Regions from separate parts of the Homo sapiens genome. Here region 1 is linked to region 2. A link is an interaction called in ENCODE POLR2A ChIA-PET data of the cell type or tissue named here. Cell type or tissue: PC-9. All regions are shown on one strand. Region 1 overlaps FANCD2 (FA complementation group D2). Region 2 overlaps TATDN2 (TatD DNase domain containing 2).

Evidence for each region. Peaks named below come from ENCODE experiments on the same cell type or tissue, not always from the same donor. Only the 100,000 strongest peaks of a DNase experiment are listed, where the experiment ranks them.
Region 1: POLR2A ChIA-PET joins it to region 2 with 5 read pairs; 3 of 35 experiments call an interaction of 5 or more read pairs at or near these places.

The regions. Positions count from the first base shown.
Region 1 is chr3:10,084,130-10,088,129 of GRCh38, forward strand. FANCD2 (FA complementation group D2) reads left to right here. Exons shown (of 44, transcript NM_001018115.3): 33 at 1,683-1,793; 34 at 3,005-3,135. It also overlaps a transcript of FANCD2OS not described here. Among named protein-coding and RNA genes, the nearest start is that of FANCD2OS, 22 kb to the right of the region's middle. In PC-9, no CTCF peak of the experiment used is centred here; a DNase peak (open chromatin) is centred at 1,812; H3K27ac peaks cover 1,807 bases.
Region 2 is chr3:10,255,432-10,259,431 of GRCh38, forward strand. All of the region lies in intron 2 of TATDN2 (TatD DNase domain containing 2), which reads left to right. Among named protein-coding and RNA genes, the nearest start is that of TATDN2, 9.0 kb to the left of the region's middle. In PC-9, no CTCF peak of the experiment used is centred here; no DNase peak of the experiment used is centred here.

The DNA of each region.
Region 1 (4,000 bases), 170 kb before region 2:
ATTACATGCGCCTGCCACTGCACCTGGCTAATTTTTGTATTTTTAGTAGAGACGGGGTTTCACCATCTTGGCCAGGCTGGTCTTGAACTCCTGACCCCGTGATCTACCCACCTCAGCCTCCCAAAGTGCTGGGATTACAGGTGTGAGCCACTACACCTGGCTTTTTTTTTTTTCTTCCCTGAGACAGGGTCTTGCTCTGTTGCCCAGGCTGGAGTGTAGTAACACAATCACAGCTCACTGCAACCTCTGACTCCCAGGCTATAAATCCTCCCACCTCAGCCTCCCAAGCAGTTGGGACTGCAGGCATGTACCACCATGCCCAGCTGATTTTTCCTTTTTTTTTTCTTTGGTAGAGACGGGGTTTCGCCATGTTGCCCCCAGGCTGGTCTTGAACCTCTGGGCTCAAGTGATCCACCCGCCTCAGCCTCCCAAAGTGCTGGCATTAGAGGCGTGAGCCACCATACCTGGCCCAAATTCAACATTTTAAGTACATGAAGTGTATTGTACATCAACTATATCTCATTGAAGCTATGGTAGACCAAAAACCTGACACCTAATAGGCCCTCAGAATACATTTGTTGAAAGGAAGAATGACTATCACTGGTGATCAGGAAGATGCTTCTAGAGGAGAAGATCTAGGACGTCAGATTGTGCTGGGCCTCAAAGGTCAGGCAGAATAATTTAAATGTTGTCCAGGGAAGCCATTTTGGAGTTTTATGATCACAGCCATAATACAATGAAAGCAGTGGTTTAAGAAAACACTTCTGGCAGCAGAGTGCAGGACAGATTGAAAAGGGATGCAAAAAAGAACACTCAAAAGGTGTCACTATGATCTACACATGTATTGATAGGGGCCTGGCCAAAATGATGGTCTAGGCTTGGAAAGGAAGGGACAATATGAAAGGTAATCCAAAGATAGAAATGTCAAGACTTGACTCATTAATGTAGGAGAAGGGGTAAGTACCACTATGGGCTGGACATTGATTTAGCAGTTTGACAAAATTATTCCTGTATTTTTGAAGAAGACTACATATCTCTAAAATATAGGGAATGAAGGAGAGCTTTTTGCCCTTCAAAGTAAACCTATGGCCCAGGCGTGGTGGCTCACCCCTGTGAAAAGAAAGAGGAAAGAAGAAAAGAAACCTATGAAGACTTCAGGAAAGATTACTTTGGATGTACTTCAGTTTCTACTCTGATACTTAGAGCTGTGATTGAATTTGGTACTTCAGTACTTTCCATTTCAATTCTTTTTTCTTTTTTCTTTCTTTTTTTTTTTTTTTTGAGATGGAGTCTCGCTCTGTCGCCAGGCTGGAGTGCAGTGGCACAATCTCGGCTCACTGCAGCCTCCACCTCCCGAGTTCTAGCGATTCTTCTGCCTCAGCCTCTGGAGTAGCTGGGACTACAGGTGCCCGCCACCACACCCAGCTAATTTTTGTATTTTTAGTAGAGACGGGATTTCACCGTGTTGGCCAAGATGGTCTCCATGTGTTGACCTCGTTATTCGCCCGCCTCAGCCTCCCGAAGTGCTGGGATTACAGGTGTGAGCCACCACGCCCGACCTCTCAATTCTTTTTTCAAACCGTTAAACTATTGATGGTACAGACTGGAGGCCAGGATCCTTAAATACTATCCAAGTAGTTTTCCAGAAACTAAGCTAACCCCTCTTACCTTGACTTCCTTAGGAGTGGATTTTCTCAACCTGAAAATCAGAATTTACTGTATTCAGCCCTCCATGTCCTTAGTAGCCGACTGAAACAGGGAGAACACAGCCAGCCTTTGGAGGAACTACTCAGGTGAGTCATAACTACATAGCCAAGATTGTTGTCCCAAGAAACTCCTAGGAACAGGATTGGCAACTTTCTTTAAAATAACCTGGGTGTCTTTCAGTAGTTGTAAAGGAAATTATTTTCAGCTACTCTCCTCATATATGAGCTTTCTCATCTATGTATTCTGATAAATCCTGAAGTATTAGAAACCTTGAATAATCATGCTAAATCTTCATGAATGCATCAGCCCATAAACTCAGCCTTTTCAAGTAATAATGATGAAAACATTGACCATCTGTAATCAACTCTTGATTATCCAGGGACCTACTGTCTCCCAGCAGATTTGGGTAATTAGGCAGCAGCTAGTTATCACTGATAGCCTGTTTCTTTCCCCTTGTCTTGTAGGAAGACCTTATGTGGCTGAGGGGTAGGCAGTGGACAAGGGAGGTGACATGATCTCAGGGGCATGGCTTTCGGCCCCCTCCCCCTTCAGTCAGAGTGACTTGGTCTTTCTCTCACTTCCCTTGGTAACCTAGACCATCACTGGGTCAGCAGTCAGTGCTTATCATCCCTGTCTATAGGTCAGGACCTTATATCTTCTTTTTTTTTTCTTTGAGAGAGAGTCTCACTTTGTCACCCAGGCTGGAGTGATCCCAGCTCACTGCACCCTCCACCTCCTGGGCTCAAGTGATTGTACTGCCTCAGCCTCCCAAGACGCTGGGATTACAGGCGCATGCTGACACACCCTACTAATTTTTATATTTTTGTAGAGATGTTTTCGACATGTGGCCAGGCTGGTCTCTAATTCCTGAGCTCAGGTGATCTGCCTGTCTCAGCCTAGCAAAGTGCTAGGATTACAGGCATAAGTCACCATGCCCGGCCTGTGAACCCAGATTTTACAAATTATTTTCAGTGTATTGCCTAAGGCTTTAAAGAGCAGATAATTTATCTAGGGTTGTACATATTAGCGTGGTGCTTGGGTTTCTCAGCATACATGACCCCTTCAAGGCCAACATTCCATCAGTGGGGCTGTCTTCTGCCCTGGCTTTTTCCATACAAAGGTATGGTTTTCTACCAAGATGCTTGAAGAGGGTTGCTACTAAAGCACCTGAAAATAAGGAGGATTCTGATTAGGCCGTCAAACACTGAAAGGGACTTGGGCACGTCATGTGGATTTAAATATATCTGTGACACATAGGATACTATTGCATTTGTTTGTTTTTCTTGTCTCCTTACAGCCAGAGCGTCCATTACTTGCAGAATTTCCATCAAAGCATTCCCAGTTTCCAGTGTGCTCTTTATCTCATCAGACTTTTGATGGTTATTTTGGAGAAATCAACAGCTTCTGCTCAGAACAAAGAAAAAATTGGTGATGGGCCTAGATCCTTTTTTTTTTTTTTTTTTTAATGAATAGGACTAATATCTCACACTTACAAACTTTGGGCTTCCCAGGACATTTTTACATGTAAATCCCCACATAACCTTGGATAGGCCCTCTTGCTATACCAAGAAGGTCATTTTCCCAGAACAACCTGACTGATTTCTGCTAAAATTGCTTAGTCTGAGTTTGGTTAGACAAGCTGAGTAGATAGTTTTCTCTTTGGCTTAAGTTTAATCATGTTCTTCCTTTTCAAAAAAAAAAAATTTATCTGAGACATTTGACAAAACGAGACATAAATCATGAGGTTAATAAAGTAGGAAATAAAGGAGAAATCAGGGTCAAGTATAAAAGAAATACTGGCCTCTTCCCTGGCCTTTTTCTTTTTTTTTGAGACAGAGTCTCGTTCTGTCACCCAGGCTGGAGTGCAGTGGTGCGATGTTGGCTCACTGCAATCCTCTACCTCCCAGGTTCAAACGATTCTCCTGCCTCAGCCTTTCAAGTAGCTGGGATTACAGGTGCGCACCACCGTGCCCAGCCAATTTTTGTATTTTTAGTGGAGACGGGGTTTCACCATGTTGGTCAGGCTGGTCTCGAACTCCTGACCTCGTGATCCACCTGCCTCAGCCTCCCAAAGTGCTGGGATTACAGACGTGAGCCACTGTGCCCAGCCCTGGCCTCTTTCTTAAACTGTCTTTTATTGTAGCTCTTAGAATGCAGCTCATCCTAGTTGGCAGCACATCAGAAAGCAAGATAAAAATGCAAAACAAACCTTTATTTATCCCTATTGATTAAAAGGGGAAGGTTTGGTCTCAATCTTGGAGGTGACCACTGCTATTGGCCAGCCCAGGAGGAA
Region 2 (4,000 bases):
TCTGTAAAAGAAGTATGACGGCTGTAGCACTTCTGTAAATTGTAAATCTGTATGAAAATATAAGGTATATTATTATACTCCTAATTTTTTTTTTTCTCCCCCAACTCCAGTCTTGGTCTTCACAACCAGAGGTGGCAAAACTGCTGGTCTGTGGACTGGATGTAGCCTGCTAGGTCCTTAACAGTATTTACATTTTGAGACAATTCACATTAAGAATTTATGACTCCAGGCTGGGTGCGGTGGCTCATGCCTGTAATCCCAGCACTTTGGGAGGCTCAGGTGGGCTGATCACTTGAGGCTGGGAGTTTAAAACCAGCTTGGCCAACATGGAGAAACCTCGTCTCTACCAAAAATACGAAATGTAGCTGGGTGTGGTAGCACATGCCTGTAATCCCAACTACTCAGGAGGCTGAGGCAGGAGAATCACTTGAACCTGAGAGGCGGAGGTTGTAAGTGAGCTGAGATGGCGCCACTGTACTCCGGCCTGGGCGACAGAGTGAGACTGTCTCAGAAAATAGAATTTATGACTCCAGTCTAAGTCCCTACCTTGAACTGAAGAATTGAATGACATCACCTCCCCATTTTATGTCCTCTTTTCTTATTTTGTTTTTCTCCTTGGCAGTTATCACTCTCTAACATACATATTTCACTTGTCTTACCTTTCTCCTGGTTTTCCCTTCCCTTACCAGCTAAAATGTGAGCTCCAGGAGGCAGACGTTCTTGTGTGTTATTACTATTATTTTTTTTTTTGAGACAGCGTCTCCAAAAGTTTGGAGCGTCTCCACAGGCTGGAGTGCAGTGGCACAAGCTCGGCTTACTGTGACCTTGACCTTCCACACTCAAGCAATCCTTCTGTCTCAGCTCCTGGAGTAGCTGGGACTACAGGTGTGGGTCACTGCACCCAGCTAATTTTTGTATTTTTCTTGTACAGATGGGGTCTTGCTATGTTGCCCAGACTGGTCTTGAACTCCTAGGCTCAAATGATCCTCCTGCCTTGGCCTCCCAAAGTGCTGGAATTGCAGGCATGAGCCACCACACCCAGCCTTGTTTTTTTTTTTATTGAACGCTAAACCCACAGGTCCAGAACCGTGCCTGCTGGCACAGAGTAAGTGCTTAGTAAGTGCTTGCTTAATGGTTGAAAAGTGCACTAAATTCAATATTTCTGGTTTTACTTGAAAGAAACAGAATCTCTAACTCTGATTCTCTACTCTCAAATGGCACCAGTTAGAGGTGAGGAGCAGCTGCCCGTCTGAGGGTGCAGATACTCCTCAGTTTGTTGCAGATCTCACCCTCTGTGTTGTATATGTGGCTACAGCGGGAGCAGAGGGCAGGGGTGGAGAAGCAGTCAGTGGAGATGGGGCCTTAACAGACAGGTGGGAACACAAAATGGGACGGAGGCAAGGACATGGCAAGCAGAGGAGATAAGATGTGCTAGCAAATGTGTAAGAGGGTGTGATGGGCCAAGGGTGGCAGGTGGTTGGTGGCAGGCAGAAGAGGGCACTAGAGAAGTGGGCTGGGAAGTTGGGGCTGTGTCTCACAGGGCAGGCCCTGGGAGTCATCAAATTTATTATTAGTATTAGAGGCCAGGCACGGTGGCTCATGCCTGTAATCCCAGCACTTTGGGAGGCCAAGGCGGGCAGATCACTTGAGGTTAGGCCAACATGGTGAAACCCCATCTCTACTAAAAATACCAAAAAAAAATTAGCCAGGTGTGGTGGCAGATGCCTGTAATCCCAGCTACTTGGGAGGGAGGCTAAAGCACAAGAATTGCTTGAACCTCAGAGGCGGAGGTTGCAGCGAGCTGAGGTTACACCCCGCACTCCAGCCTGGACAACAGAGTGAGATTTTGCCTCAAAAAAAAATTATATATATATATATATATGAATTCCTTAAATATAAAAAGATACAAAGAAAACAGGCTGAGCGCGGTGGCTCACACCTGTAATCCCAGCACTTTGGGAGGCCGAGGTGGGTGGATCACCAGAGGTCAGGAGTTCAAGACCAGCCTGGCCAACATGGCGAAACCCCGTCTACTAAAAATACAAAAATTAGCCAGGTGTGATTGCACATGCCTGTAATCCCAGGTACTTGGGAGGCTGAGGCAGGAGAATCTGTTGAACCTGGGGGACGGAGGTTGCAGTGAGCTGAGATCGCACCACTGTCTCCAAAAAAAAAAAAAACAAAAAAAAAAAACAAAAATGACCCGTAACCTCCTTTAACAAATAATCTCTGTAGACACGTTAGAAAATACAGAAAGTAAGAAAATTTACTAAGTCCACAGAGGTTCAAAATGATAGCAAACACCACCTTTCCTATTCATCTTCGTGAAGTTAGCAGCTGCCAACAGTTTGAGTACTTTCAGGAAAATAGATGTCTATATTAACAAGTATAGATTTCTAAAGGTTTATGATTTTTTTTTTTTTTTTTTTTTTTTTTTTTTTTTTTGGGAGATGGAGTCTTACTCTGTAGCCCAGGCTGGAGTGCAGTGGCACGATCTTGGCTCACTGCAAGCTCCGCCTCCCGGGTTCACGCCATTCTCCTGCCTCACCCTCCCGAGTAGCTGGGACTACAGGCGCCCGCCACCACGCACGGCTAATTTTTTGTATTTTTAGTAGAGACGGGGTTTCACTGTGTTAGCCAGGATGGTCTCGATGGGCCCGCCTCGGCCTCCCAAAGTGCTGGGATTACAGACATTAGCCACCGCGCCCAGCTAGGTTTATGATTGTTTTAAGTTTTATTTTCCTTTGGCCCTTGATTCAGGATAATGATTAAAAAAAAATATGATGTGCTCTTCGGAAAAAAATTTCAAATGATACAAGAAGCTTATAATATAAGCACCTAAGCCTTTGTTTGTTTGTTTGTTTGAGACAGAGTCTCATTCTCTCACCCAGGCTGGAGTGCAGTGGCATGATCTCGGCTTACTGCATCCTCCGCCTCCTGGGTTCAAGTGATTCTCCTGCCTCAGCCTCTTGAGTAGCTGGGACTATAGGCATGTGCCACCACGCCTGGCTAATTTTTGTAATTTTATTTTTATTTTGCTTCTTTTTTTTTTTTTTGAGACAGAGTTTTGCTCTTGTTGCCTGGGCTGGAGGGCAGTGGCACGATCTTGCCTCACTGCAACCTCTGCCTTCCGATTCAAGCGATTCTTTGCCTCAGCCTCCTGAGTAAGTGGGATTACAGGTGCCCGCCACCATGCCTGGCTTAAGTTTTGTATTTTCAGTAGACACAGTGTTTTGCCATGTTGGCCAGGCTGGTCTCGAACTCCTGATGTCAGGTGATCCACTTGCCTCGGCCTCCCAAAGTGCTGGGATTACAGGTGTGAGGCACTGCTCCCAGCCGAGCCTAAGTCTCTTTCTACTTCCCTGCATTCCCCAAAGAGATCCATTATAAACAGTTTAGCTTTTTAGACTTGTTTGCGAATATATACATATAAAGCAATTTTGCCTTTTTTTTTTTGAGATAGGGTCTCACTGTATTGCCTAGGCTGGAGTGCAGTGGTGCCGTCACGGCTCACTGAAACCTCTGCCTCCCAGGTTCAAGCGATTCTTGTGCCTTAGCCTCCCGTGTAGCTGGGATCACAGGCGTGTGCCACCATGGCCCAGCTAATTTTTGTAATTTTTAGTAGAGACAGAGTTTTGACACCTTGCCCAAGCTGGTCTTGAACTCCTGAGCCTAAGTGATCTTCCTGTCTTGGCCTCCCAAAGTGTTGGGATTACAGGCATGAGCCACCGCGCCCCGTGTGTTTTATAGAGATGGGGTTTCGCCATGTTGGCCAGGCTTGTCTCGACCTCCTGGGTTCAAGCAGTCCACCTGCCTCGGCTTCCCAAAGTGCTGGATTACAGGCATGAGCCACTGTACCTGGTCTGTATTTACTTTTGAGAGGAATTTAATAGAAATGACTTAGGAATGCAAATGGGATAATGGTTTACTGCTTATGGAATGGCCTTAGGAGGACATTTGTGGAGAGTTCTTACACCCGGCAGGGATTAGACTGGATTAG